Regions from separate parts of the Homo sapiens genome. Here region 2 is linked to region 1. A link is an interaction called in ENCODE POLR2A ChIA-PET data of the cell type or tissue named here. Cell type or tissue: GM12878. All regions are shown on one strand. Each heading gives the region's core, and the rest is flanking DNA. Links, peaks and the distances in the headings are about the cores only. Region 1 has its middle 10 kb from the start of ZC3H12D. Region 2 overlaps UST (uronyl 2-sulfotransferase).

Evidence for each region. Peaks named below come from ENCODE experiments on the same cell type or tissue, not always from the same donor. Only the 100,000 strongest peaks of a DNase experiment are listed, where the experiment ranks them.
Region 2: POLR2A ChIA-PET joins it to region 1 with 7 read pairs; 3 of 35 experiments call an interaction of 5 or more read pairs at or near these places.

The regions. Positions count from the first base shown.
Region 1 is chr6:149,491,957-149,499,012 of GRCh38, reverse strand. It overlaps the pseudogene LOC729496. Among named protein-coding and RNA genes, the nearest start is that of ZC3H12D, 10 kb to the right of the region's middle. RefSeq lists enhancers at 2,025-2,244, 1,813-2,313. In GM12878, for the core only: no CTCF peak of the experiment used is centred there; a DNase peak (open chromatin) is centred at 3,900; H3K27ac peaks cover 2,607 bases.
Region 2 is chr6:148,966,820-148,973,875 of GRCh38, reverse strand. The region is part of intron 5 of UST (uronyl 2-sulfotransferase); the gene reads right to left. Among named protein-coding and RNA genes, the nearest start is that of UST-AS1, 5.7 kb to the right of the region's middle. RefSeq lists enhancers at 706-1,704, 3,095-3,685, 3,686-4,276. In GM12878, for the core only: no CTCF peak of the experiment used is centred there; no DNase peak of the experiment used is centred there.

The DNA.
Region 1 (7,056 bases), core at 1,752-5,751:
TGTACTCATTTTGCCATCTGCATATCCTGTTAGGTGAAATGTTACTTTATATCTAATTGGATTTTTAGGTTTTTTTTTATTTTTGAGTTTTGAGAGTTCTTTATGTATTCTACATACTAGTTCTTTGTCAGATATGTTGCTTGCAGCTGTTTCCTCCCAATATATAGCTTGTCTTTCTTTTTTTTTCTTTTTTAAGACAGTCTCGCTCTGTCACTCAGGCTGGAGTACAGTGGTGAGATCACAGTTCACTGCAGCCTCAACCTCCAGGGCTCAAGCAATCCTCCCACCTCAGCCTCTTAGTAGCTGGGACTACAGGTGCCTGCCACCACAGCCAGCTAATTTTTTTTTTTTATTATTAGTGGAAACGAGGTCCCTATGTTGCCCAGGCTGGTCTCAAACTCCTGGTCTCAAGCAGTTCTCCCGCTTTGGCCTCCCAAAATGCTGGGATTACAGGTATGAGTCACCATGCCTAGCCTCCAATGTATGGCCTGTCTTTTAATAGAGTTTTGTAGAGTACAAGATTTTAATTTTTCTGCAGTTTATCAGTTTTTCCTTTTATGGATTGTGCTTTTGGTGTCAAAAGTAAGAACTCTGCCGAGCACTAGCTTCCGAAATTTTTCTCATACTTTTAATTTTTTTAAAAAAATTCTCTAGTTTTACATTTAAGTCTGTGATCCATTTTGAGATTTTTTTTTTTTTTTTTTTGACTTATGAACATCCACTTGTACTGGGACTATTTGTTGAAAAAGGTCTCTGGCTGCTTTTAAGGTTTACCTTTGTCTTCGGTATTCTAGAATATTCCACTATAATGTGTCTAGATAGGGATTTCCTTTATCTTTCTTGTTATATCCTGTGTCTGATGGCTTAATGTTTTTTATTATTCTGGAAACTTCTCTGCCATTTTTTCTTCAAATAGTCTCTCTCCACATTCTATCTATTATTTCCTTTTGTAATCTTAGTCAGTTTTATGTAAGGCTTTCTCCTCTTGTTCTTTGTATCTTAACTCATATTATCCAGATAGTTTATTCTGAATAATTGTTTCAGGTCTATATTCCAGGTCACCCACTCTTTTTCACATAAGCCCAGTCTCTTATTTAACCCATCCACTGAATTTTTAATTTCAGTAATTTTTTGTTTTTGGAGTTCTGTTTGATTCTTTCTTGAATTTTCCTGGTTATTTTTGATTTTCTGTTGTTCTTTGCTCATTTATTTCCACTCTGTTTTATTTACATAATTATATTGTTTCTGATAATTCCAGTATCTTAATTTCTTAAGAATTAAAAAAGTTTTCCTGCTGACCCTTGTGCGTACTGGCTTATTTCCTTGTGTGTTTCAGATTTTTTTCCCCTTAAATTGGGAGGACATACTTTGGGACTCCTAAGGTACCTAAAATGAAGATGCTTTTCTCCAGAGAGGATGCATATTTACCTTTCAGACTCCAGGTGATGCAATCACTTGGGGCCACTTTCATTTGTGGCTTGGAATTTCCATGTGCAAGCATAATGTATTTTTGAACCCTAGACCTTGATGAAAGTTGACAAAGTATCAGGGAAAACATATCTAGCATTAAGATCTCCCATCTATACCCCCATCATTGCAGAACTGGGTAAAACGCAGGTGTTGTTTTTTTGTTTTTTGTTTTTTTGAGATGGAGTCTTGCTCTGTCACCCAGGCTGGAGTGCAGTGGTGCGATCTCAGCTCATTGCAACCTCCGCCTCCACCTCCCGGGTTCAAGCGATTCTCCTGCCTCAGCCTCCTGAGTAGCTGGGACTACAGGTGCCTGCCACCACGCCTGGCTAATTTTTGTGTTTTTAGTAGAGATGGGGTTTCACCATATTGGCCAGGCTGGTCTCGAACTCCTGACCTTGTGATCCGCCCGCCTCGGCCTCCCACAGTGCTGGAATTACAGCCGTGAGCCACCGTGCCCAGCCTTAGTGGTTTTTTTCCTAGCCCAGTCTTTCTCTGACGAACTTGTTTTAGGTGAGCTCTTCTATTATAGTCTCCTGGCTTCATGTGAAGATCTTAGGCTCAGCTTCCCAGTTCTCTTTTAGGTCCAAAGCCTTGTCTTTATAAATATCCCTCATCACTGTGACCTGAAGTCCTTAGTCCCCAGCTGTGCAGGCAAGGGCATCCTGGCTAGTGGCCTGTTTACCATTTTGTTAATATATTTGTGAGTCATGAGGAATTTCCCTGTCTTGCAGTCTCATCAGTGCATGTAAAAGTATGATTGCTGGCTGAGTGCAGTGGCTCACGCCTGTAATCCCAGCACTCTGGGAGGCCGAGATGGGCGGGTCACCTGAGATCAGGAGTTCAAGACCAGTCTGGCCAATATGGTGAAACCCTGTCTCTACTAAAAATACAAAAAATTAGCTGGGCGTGGTGGTGCATGCCTGCAATCTCAGCTACTCGGGACGCTGAGGCAGAAGAATTCCTTGAACCCGGGAGGCGGAGGTTGCAGTGAGCTGAGATCACACCATTGCACTTCAGCCTGGGCAACAAGAGTGAAACGCCATCTCTAAATAAATAAAGTATGATTGCTGTAATTTATCCAGCATGTGGATGTTGTATGGAGGAGGTGGGAGGGGGCGGTTACAATTCAGAATATCTAGTTCACCATACAGCTAAGAGCAGTTGTCTCCCTGCTATTGTACATAATTCTTAGCCATGAATAGAAAACATTTTAAATACATAAGAAACTATCACTCTGAATATAGAAAAATACATACTGTTCATACAGAAGATTCTAAAATGTAGTCTGAAAGAATGAATGCACAAGGGAGAAATGTTGGTTGCAGGTGATGGAGCAGTGAGAGGAAATAACCTCCTCACTCCCGAAGCTTGATTCAGTAGATCCAGTGGGAAAAACCAAAGTAGTAAAAATGTTTGAACCTATCATTGCAAGGCAAAACTCTCCTTAATTGCAAATGCTGCAATTAGGTATGAGAAACTGGTTTTAACAAAGATGTGTGTACAGAAACGTAGTGTTCATCACGTATCCTTGATTAGATGCAGCGCAGTCTTGGCTTCATGATACTACTACTAATCTACGGTAAAGTGGCCATGTTTCCTATTTCTTCTCTTTTGCTTCTCTAGGTTTTAGGTGAACTCTTAAAACCAGTCTCCATTTATATATTCTACTGGCTTTTGCTAACCTGTCCCCGCAACCCCTCCCCCGGAAAAAAGATTGAGTGAGCTGTTGGTAGTCAGATATTTTTTAAGTTAAAAAGCTGTTTGGGGCTGGGTGTGGTGGCTCACCTGTGATCCCAGCACTTTGGGAGGCTGAGGCAGGCGGATCACCTGAGGTCAGGAATTCGAAACCAACCTGGCCAACATCGTGAACCCCTGTCCCTACTAAAAACACAAAAATTAGCTGGGTGTGGTGGCAGGTGCCTGTAATCCCAGCTACTCAGGTGGCTGAGGCAGGAGAATTGCTTGAACCTGGGAGGCGGAGGTTGCAGTGAGCCGAGATCGTGCCATTGCACTCCAGCCTGGGTGACGAGTGGAACTGCATCTCAAAAACAAAAAATGAAACAAAACAAAACAAAACACCAAAACTATTTGGAGCCTAACATTTCTCAGTTATTATAACTTCACTGTAAGGTTTCAGCTTAATCTTTCTTACCAGTTGAATTTTCAAAGATTTTGATCAGAACTATTAAAGGCTAAATAAAAGAAACTTTAAATACACTCAGCAATCATACTTTTACAAGTGTCTTTTAATAAATTAGTTGCTTTTTAGTTACTGAAAAACATATTTCATCTTGGTTTTCTACTCATCATAAAAACATTTAATCTTAAGTTTGACATTTCTTACCCCATCTAGACTGAGTCACAAAGAATGCATAATAGCTAGTAAAATCGAAATCACAGGAACCTTACCTTTCAGTGGCTGTTGCTATGAAACCATGTTTTGATGGGAAATTTGAGAGAACCCTGGGCTTCCTGTTATTAAATGACAGATTGTGGAGATCCCCTTGATTTTCAAAACTCTTTTTTTTTTTTTTTCAAGACGGGGTCTTGCTCTTGTCACCCAGGCTGGAGTGCAATGGTACGATCTTGGCTTACCACAACCTCCGCCTCCCAGGTTCAAGTGATTCTCCTGCCTCAGCCTCCCAAGTAGCTTGAATTACAGGCACCTGCCATCATGCCCTGCTAATTTTTGTTATTTTTAGTAGAGACAGGGTTTCACCATGTTAGCCAGGCTGGTCTTGAACACCTGACCTCAAGTGATCTAAGAGCCTCAGCCTCCCAAAGTGCTGGGATTATAGGCATGAGCCACCACACCCAGCCCAGAACTCTTTTTAAAGCAAGTCATTTTAATTACTCTTCTGCTAATGGGAAAATCTATATTCTTACCTTATTTTACCCACATTCGACTACTAGTTAGGCTTAATTTTGCTAGGGGCACTGTCAAGAGTTAACAATTTTATGTTTTCGCCTCCTCTGCTATTCTTTGTTCATTGAATGGGCAGATGAGCAGGGTTTTTGAGTGATGTTTTTATGGGCAATTAAAAAGTTGTATTGGCTGGGCACGGTGGCTCATGCTTGTAATCTCAGCACTCTGGGAGGCTGAGGCACTGATCCACCTCAAGTGGATCACTTGAGGTCAGAGGTTTGAGATGAGCCTGGCCAACATGGTGAAACCCTGTCTCTACTACAAAAATTAGCCAGGTGTGGTGATGCACACCTGCAATCCCAGCTGTTTGGGAGGCTGAGGCAGGAGAATCACTTGAACCCAGGAGGCGGAGGCTGCAGGGAGCTGAGATCACGTCATTGCACTCCAGCCTGGGCAACAGAGCGAGACTCAGTCTCAAAAAAAAAAAAAAGTTGTATTGCTGTTATTTACTTAAATGAGTAGAGTACTAGGAAGCTGGACACACATAAAGGTTGCAAATACAGTATCATTCTAGCAAGAGAGTTTGTGTAGAAAGAGAAGTTAGGTAATGCTTCTTTGTTGCTATGAATCTACAACAAGACCAGTGACCTCTGGCTCCTGAAAAAGAGAAAAGTTTTGTTTGCTTGGTTTGGTGGAGAGAGCTGGGGAAACCTGAGTCAGGAACAAAGGCATATGAAGGTGGTAACGAGCCAGGTGCAGAGGGAGAGCAGGGCGGTGTCTGACTACTGCCGAGGCTGGGAAGGCAATGAGTGTCAGGAGGGAAGAGGAAATTGGGAAAGGGAGAGTCCCAAATGCAAAACTGAGAAGCTTGGATTTGCTTCGCCAGGCCCCAGAAAATAAGGAAGAAAGTGGCACTGGGATAGCTGAGAAAAGTTACTCTGGGCGTTGCATGTAGGACCTTTACCATGGGTTGGCACCACAGTCCTCACATGGCATTGAACACGATTTCATTCAATATCGATTCCACACATCACCCCAAATGCAGACGTATATCAAGCAGGCTTCCCAGAGGAGATGATGCAGACGCTGAGGACTTTGATATCTCTTCTGCATTTGATATCCAAGTTGGTGCAGTGCTAGAACGTAGAACAGGCACAACGACAACAACGTTAAAGTCATACAGTCTTTGTTACATAATCACTCATTTGTTATCACAGAAATAATACCAGTATCTTCAGCATGACCAGGGATGGATGTGGTTTTAGTAAACCTGATAGGGTGTAAGCAGGATCAGAATGGAGCCCACATGGTCGACCGTGGCCTGTGCTGCGTTCATGGGATGTGTAGCTGAGGGCTGACCTGGAAGCATCTTGGGCACAGGCTCTTTGTTGGATTCATGGCACAGGAGAGAGTGCCTCACATAGAGCAAGAAAGTAGCCTCGAAAGCACTGCAATCTCAGCAGGTGGCAGTGCACACTTTTAACTTCATGATAAGTGATGTTTCATTGTTGTATTGATCATTTTCTACTACTCACTTTCTAAGAACGCACAAAAAACACACACTCATGGTCTTTTCCCCTGGCATATGTTTACAGGAAATAACACGACAGGCATGACCATGATACATGCTTAATTTTTAGGTCTGTCCTAGATGTCCTTCTCACTGCACAACCCCAGCACAGGCAGGCACAGGCAACACTGCATCACATGCAGACAGCTGCCCCATGGCCTGCCAACCCATCCTCCAGGCTCAAGGCTTCACTCCATAGCTCTTTCACAGTCTTCTCATTAGACAGCGAGAATGTGCTTAGCTGTGAGTAAATGGTTATCACAACTAAGAGCTCTGAGGGAAAGTGTTTGTGGGCTTGAAGGGTGTATTAGTTTCCTAGGACCGTCACAACAAACTACCATAAGCAGGGTGACTTAAAACAAGGTTGGACATCGTGGCTTACACCTATAATCCCAGCACTTTGGGAGACCAAGGTGGGAGGATTGCTTGAGGCCAGGCCTTCGAGACCAGCCTGAGTAACATAAGAAAACCCCATGTCGGCCGGGCGCGGTGGCTCACGCTTGTAGTCCCAGCACTTTGGGAGGCCGAGGCGGGCTGATCACGAGGTCAGGAGATCGAGACCATCCTGGCTAACACGGTGAAACCCCGCCTCTACTAAAAATACAAAAACTTAGCCGGGCGTGGTGGCGGGCGCCTGTAGTCCCAGCTACTCGGGAGGCTGAGGCAGGAGAATGGCGTGAACCCGGGAGGCGGAGCTTGCAGTGAGCCGAGATCGTGCCACTGCACTCCAGCCTGGGCGACAGCGAGACTCCGTCTCAAAAAAAAAAAAAAAAAAGAAAAGAAAACCCCATGTCGATGACGCAGTTAGTTGGCTGCAATGGTGCCGGTGAGGCGGGCGGCGAAGTGGCGGCCTGGTGGTTTTGAGGTGCGTGGTGAAGGGGTTTCCACGTTCGGGTACAGGAATAAGAATGTGAAACAGAAGACATGGCGGCCTAACCACCCGCAAGCCTTCGTGGGGAGCGTTCGCAAGGGACAAGGCTTTGCTTTTCGAAGAAAACTGAGAATACAGCAAAGTTAAAAGAAATTGCTACGGAAGGAAAAGAAGGCCCAAACGTCACTGGAATCTCAATTCACAGATCGATACCCAGATAATCTGAAACATCTCTATTTTCAGATAGAGGAAAGACTTAGGAAGCAACCAAAAAAAGTT
Region 2 (7,056 bases), core at 1,267-5,266, 520 kb after region 1:
GTACTCGCAATTAGAATTCAAGCTGAGATTCCAACAAATCTCTTAGATGTTTTACACTTACTTTTCCTGTCTTCAGACTTTGCAAAATATTTTGAAGAACACGTTTGGAGATCATTCAGCCTTTGGGGAATTTATACTGTGTATGTAAAACAGCTGGGTAGGGAAAAAAATATTACAAATGGCAAAGCAATTGAGGACAACTATAGAGGCATGCCAACTTCTGCAAAAATAAGTGTGGGGTATAAAATTCAAAATGTTAACAAAGTTAAATGGAGCCATTAGTTTTTTACTTTATATAAAACTTCATCCCATCGCTTCTTTCAATAGCAAGACCTCTGACTGCATTCAGAGAACATTTCCTGACTGCATTTAAAATGTAGTTCTACTCACCCACATCTTTTAATTTAGCATTTACATGTCTTTGTATGAATTGGCCTGCATTTAAAGAATGTCACATGTCTCTTTGAAGAGATGGCAATGGACTCCAAGTGCCTCGTCAACCTAAATAAAAAGATGTCCAGATGCTAAAATATTTTATTCATCAAAGTGCTCATTCTGTTTTACTGTTTAAAGCATGGCTTCCTAAAGTGAGATCTGAAATGTATACTATAATGCACACCTTGGTTTCTGGATAAGAAATATTATTTACTTCAACTTTAGAAGAAAGTCTGACTTAAGACATTTATAGAATATTCATAAATACAACACATAATATTGCACTATATCATCAAACCTCTTTAATGACATTTATTTGCATATGCCAATGAAAAGCCTAACAAATAAAAATGTCTAAGGGGAAGAAGGCAAATGCAGGTTTTTCCAAATGGGCAGAGGATAAGAAGGTAAGCTTCCATAAGGCATTCAGGGGGTGCTTCTCTCAGTGAAAACAGCTCCTGCTAATACAGTCAGGAACGGATACGTTGTTAATTCCTCAGTAGTTCTCAACCTCAGCTACACATTGGCCTCACTTCTGAAGCTTAAAAAAAAAAAAAATCCCAAAGCCCAGGCTGCACCCTAGACCTATTAAACCAGAACTTTCGGGTGTGGGACCCAGGAATCAGTAGTTTTTAAAGCCTCCACAAGTGGCCAAGGCTGAGAACCACCGCCTTAATAAATGTTAGCCACCTGCCCCAGTAGGGGTGCAGCGCTGAGCGCCAGCGGCGGGACACAGCTGCAGCAGCTCCGCTGACTCACAGCGAGGGGCGGGGCTCACAGCAGATGAGCTCAGCTGACAGGTGGCCGGCGGATGCACCTGGCTGTGCTCTGGCGGCCCTTGCGGTGCGTGCTCCTGATGGGACCTTGCATGGAGACAGCAGGTCAGGCAAACCTGCCTTGGCAGCCATCAGAGCAGCGTTGCTTCCCCCACAACTGGGACATCTGGAGAAACACTTTACTGTACCCAAGCTCCTCACCTCCCTAAGCCCTCCGCTCCTGCCAAATAGGCGGTTCACCAGAGTGAGCCTCTTGCTCTCAGGCTTTTACACACTTTCTAAAGTGTCACTTCACTTGGAACAGTCCCCTCCTGCTGTCCCCAGAGCCTTACTTCTGCTGCATCTTCTTCTACCCCTAAAGACAGCACCCACCTCTCCTCTGTCCGCCTCTCCTTTTCTGGGAAGCCGCTCCCAACAACCCCAACTCTTGCTGATTTCGTTCCTCCCCGCAATTTTCAGATTGCTAATTTAACACATCCCAGCCAATGACAAGTCCTATATGGCTGCACTGAGCTATTATTAATATCTCCTTCTTGGTATTAAGCTTTTCAAGTTTGGGTCTTCTGTTGCTAACTAGGCGGCAAGCAACTGGAAGCACAGCAATGAGTCTTCAATGTCTTTGTAATTGCTCCCTCATTGCTGCCCCTGACCCCACCTGGAGCTGCTCTTTGCACATGGTTGATGTCCCATAAAAACTTCCTCCTTGGTTTATCTTGCACTTGGATCACTGCAGTAGCCTCTGATCTATCTAGCTGGTCTATCCACATCGACTTGAAGCCCTTCTGTACTCTGTATGTTGTAGCCAAAGTGATTCCTCCCACAAAATGTAAAAGATTCAGGATGTCCTGTAAACATGCCTCTTTTGCTTTAAGTCCTTTAGTGCCTCCCCAGGGATCTTTAAGATGGTCTGGGAGGCTCTGTGGGGCCCACCACCTGCCTGCCCACATCACTGCACCCAGCTCTTTCCTTTCTTCCTCAGCTCGCCCTGCTGCAGCTTCCCTGGTTCTTCCTCCGTGCTGTGTTCCCTTCTGCCACAGGGCTTTGTATGTGCCCTATGCCTGGGTGTTCTTCCTTCTCCTCTTTCCCTTCAGATATAGCTCAACCAACACTTCTCTGACTTCCAGACTTGCCAACTGCCCCATTCAATGCCTGGACAGCGCCATGTCTCTGCATTGTAGGATGCAGCCTACATCCTACATGTAGGATGTGATGCAGCCACTATTTCACATACATCTGTATGGTTTTGGGATGAATGCCTGTCTCCCTGGCAGTCTGTGAGCTCCATGAGGACTGACAGTGTCCATTTTAGCTCAACATTTTATTTCCAGTTCCTACAATAGCTCCTACTACACAGAAAGTACTAAATCAATGTTTATTGAGTGAATGAACGAATGACGGATGGATTGGTGGATGAGTCACTAGTAGAAGAAAAAAAAAAATGTATGACTGGCCACTTAGTTTTGCAGACTAGGGCCAGGAAAGCCATGGTTTGGTGCCACTGCATAGTAGAATGCACAGTGGTGAGCACTTATAAGTGGCATAGCCAAGTGTCAGAATGCCTGTCACACCCATGTCCCCTCCACAGTCCCCTCTCCCCCCTGCTAAGTTATCCTTGATGACACTGTGGTAGGCAAAATAATGGACGTCGAAGGTGTCCCTATCCTAATCCCTGGGACCTGTGAATATGTTACCTTGTATGGCAAAAAGGACTCTGCAAATGTGAGTACGGTTACAGACCTTGAGAGGGGACACTATGCCGGATTATCGGGGTGAGCCCAATCTAATGACATAAGTCCTTAAAAGTGGAGAGCCCTTTCCAGCTGGGCTAGAGAAATGAGATGGTAGAAGGAGAGGTGTGAAGCATAAGAGGGGCTCAACCCACCGTTGGTGTCTTTGAAGATGGCTGAAGAGAACTGAGAACCCCTGGGCAGCCTGGGCACTGACACTTGGGTGCTGGAAGTGGCTCTAGGTCTCAACAACTTCTGGTTTCCGTGTGGCTTAGCTGTGCTGTGGTTCATGTGCTTCCCATGGGGCCTGGCTCTGCCTGGCATTCGTTTCCTAGCCTTCACTGGCCTGCAATCCTTTTGTCTTCATTCCCACAGTTCTCCTGCCCCGTGGCTCCTGATACAGAGGTAACCTGGGTGACTCGTAAGCCCCTTGTAACTAAGGTAGCCTCATGCAAGTTCCCCTTATTTGTGGTTTGATCTTCACCACCACTCAGCCTCTCTGGGATCGCCATCCTGGTTCATAAGAGGGGAATGAGGAGTGCTCATACCTACGCCAGGAGAGGCTGTGAGGGCGGACACCCTAACATGAGGCAAAGCATGCTAACCTGCTACACACTACACACATGGCTGCCGTTTGGTGGTAGCACAGGTGGCAGGGGGTAGCATTCTATTCTAGCTCCAAAATCCCTTTGTTGGTCCCTCCTCTCCTCCCTTGCCCCCTCCTTCACCCATCTTGTTTTCTGTTTGCCTGAAACTCCCAGGGATACCCTCAGGTCTTGCTAACCCCCAGAAGTGGCCTTTGGTCCTAAAATCACCTGTGACTCCTGCTTTAGATACACCCAGGACAAATGTATTTCGCAGCGTATCTCTGAAGCTGGGGCTTCCTGGTCCTCCATGCTCCTGGATGGCTTGCATCAGCCTGGCGGAGCATTCGGCTCTGGCGTGCCTTTCTCGTTACTCCTCGGAGAGGGAGAGTGCGCGTGTATATGACTTTCCAACCCAGGGCCTACAGGAGCTTAGGTTTCCAAGTAAATAAACACAAGACAAATGTATGCCAGCGGGCTGGGATCAAAACACATCTCCAGCTGTTGGGAACACAAAGAGAAGTAGTTTCCTTAGAAACAGGTTCCCGGGGGAAGGAATCTAGTGAGGCAATTTGAGACCACAGCAGAAGCAGACCTGAGGGTTCAGGACCCAGTATGTCCTGAGCCCCAGGAAAACAGCAGCCTCTATGGACTCCCTGAGCAGAGGAGCTCCAGGTCTGGAGGAAAAATGGCCCCTTTAGGTCATGTGGAGCCAGTAACGGAGCCAAGGGGGTGGGAGCATCAATACTGAAATGTGTTTTGGAGAGTTTTAGCTTCCAAAGCACTTCTGTGTAGAATGCTCAATAGACTCTCCCAACAACCCTGTAATGCAGGCAAAGTAGGTAATATGGTCCCATTGTACAGATGAGACAAGCAAGGTTCACAGAGGCTAAATCCAAGTCACCCAGCTAAGGCAGCTGAGAAGGGAATATAAATACACCTTATCTTGGGCCCCTGGCTCAGCCTACAATTGGAAGCTAAATTTGAACTAGTTGAAGACCAAGAGCGTAACTTTCTTACCGTCACGTATTTGGAAAACATAGATATTTACTGAAACACTTAAAAAGCAGACAATCCAAAGCCCTTCTTCATTTTATTTATTTAAGAAAAACAATGCCTTAGAAATAGAGGCAATGCCTGAGGTTTCTTTTGCTCAAAGGACAGTCTCAGCTGGTTGGGACAGAGTGGAAATTTCCACATGCTGGTATTTCATATGTATACTTTCAAAGTTAAAGGACATTCAGAGTCCAAAACTTTCAAGTAGATTAAAATGCATAGCTTTCTAAAAACCTTTGCTGACTCTGGCCAATTTTCAGACTTCTCCAGAATCCAACAGGGCCAACATGATTCACTGAATTCTTTATGAATTAAGAAGCTGTAAATTACACATCTTTTCTTTTAAACATGCATTACTTTCCACATTTTACAGCCAAGCCGAATAAACAGTGTCACAGAGGCAGTGTTCTCTCTGGGAAGATTTTCTCCCTTTTCTTCCTATTCTTCAAATGGAGGATGGCCTAGTGAAGTGGCAATAATGGTTAGGGCAGCAGCCCAATTTGACATTTTTGAGAACTTGATGTGTAACCAGCAGGGTGAAAATGACAGCATAAGAAATCCACTTTCATGGAAGCTCCAAGACTGGAAAAGGGAGTGGCTTCAGCAGGAATAAGATGCTCTCCCTCATCTGGAGATGACAACAGTTGCTCTTCATTAGAAAAAGCTTTCCACCATTCATTAAATATGGTCTGTGTGCCAGGTATTTCCCTACCCTGGAAATAAAGGAGGCTGGACATGAGCTGGATTAGAGTCTCAGGTGCTGGGATGTGTCCAAGTGTGCCTGGGTTCAGAGGACTCCCACCCCCAAAAAGGAGGCAGCCACCTCCACACTGGGGAGCTTCCAGCTCTGGACAAAAAGAAATGAGCCTAAGACAACTGCCTTTTCACAGTATGGCTGCTAGAAGTTGAACTTGCATCTATGCGAGCACTAATTTATTTAAAAATGATTTTCCAGGAAATGCAAAGGAAGAAGAGTTTGGAAAGAAATAGAAAGTTTGAGAAAAGCTAGTTGTTCCCAGAAAATAAGGTATAGCTATAAGATGCTTGAATATTTGAAAACAAATTGCTGTAACAGCGATGTCTTTGTAAAGATGGAGAGACGATGTTACATCAAATGATTCTGCTTCAAAAGCGTGGGACTCGGCCCAGTCCTCTTCTCCCTTTACCCTTCAGGAACATAAGGTCTGAGTGGGCAAACAGCACCGAAGTGGAATCAGGAGGTCTGGATTCTCCTCCTGGCAGGGACTTTACCCCACCCCGAATCCCAGGCCCGTTCCCACACCTGTAAAATGAGAGAGTCCTCATCCTCTTTGGGGTTCCTGCAAATCCTAGGATTCCTTTACCCTTTCCATTTTCTTCCAAACCACCCTGCCTCACAAGATGATATTATTTCATCCTCAGAGCAGGCTTGGAGGCAGGCACTGGCCACTCCCAGCTGTATGCTAAGCAGCTCTGTGAGGCTCAGGGCCAGGGGCAGAACTGCCCGAATTTTGGCAATGGGATAAAGCAAGGGGCTTTAGAGCACTGAGATCTGGAATGACGTGGTAAATCAGCAGACTCATTTCAGGCCAGCAACCAAGACCCTGTGGGCATGCGGTGTGCAGGGAAGGGCCTCCGAGGGGAGGGGTGGCCGGCAAGGAGGGGACAGTGGGCTCCTCACAGCTGCCTGCGCCCCGCTGAGACACAAACAACACCCTCTTTTGAGTCAAACAACTGACTACCCAGCCTTTGCCAAAATGAGGACAGACTCTTCTGAAAGGGGGCAATTTTATTTCAAGGGTCTAATGGGACCAAGGAGATGGAATTAAAAGTTTCAGCTATTAAAAAAAGGCAATAGACCATCTTCTTCCAAATAAACAAACTATCCTTTGAACAAGAAGACAGCCTTCTAACCAGGTCAGGCTGGAACCAGATCATGAAGGGGACACCCCTCCCCCCCACCACCAGGCTCTCCTCTCTTGAATCTGAGCCCCCCCGAGTTTCTGCTGTGCTGCTTTGGGGAGCCCAGTGCTTTCCTGCTGGGGCCTTGCCAAGGATCGATCTGATGACCTCATCTGACATAGACCCTTCCCGAACACAGTGCTTACATTTGGAAAGGAGCCCCTACAAATTTCTAAGGGCAGAATTCCAGGCAGGGAAATCTCTCTACAATCTCTCAAGTCACATAACAAAGGCAGTTACCAGCTCTTCAAAAATATAACACTTGCCCCAACTACCAACTTTCAATATTTTATGACCTTTTTAAAAAAACTCCAAACCAGGCTGGGCACGGTGGCTCACACCTGTAATCTCAGCACTTTGGGAGGCTGAGGTGGGTGGATCATTTTAGGTCAGGAGTTCGAGACCAGCCTGGCCAACATGGTGAAACCCCCGCCTCTACTAAAAATACAAAAATTAACCAGGCGTGGTGGGAAGCACCTGTAGTCCTAGCTGCTGGGGAGGCTGAAGCAGGAGAATCGCTTGAACCCCGGAGGTGGA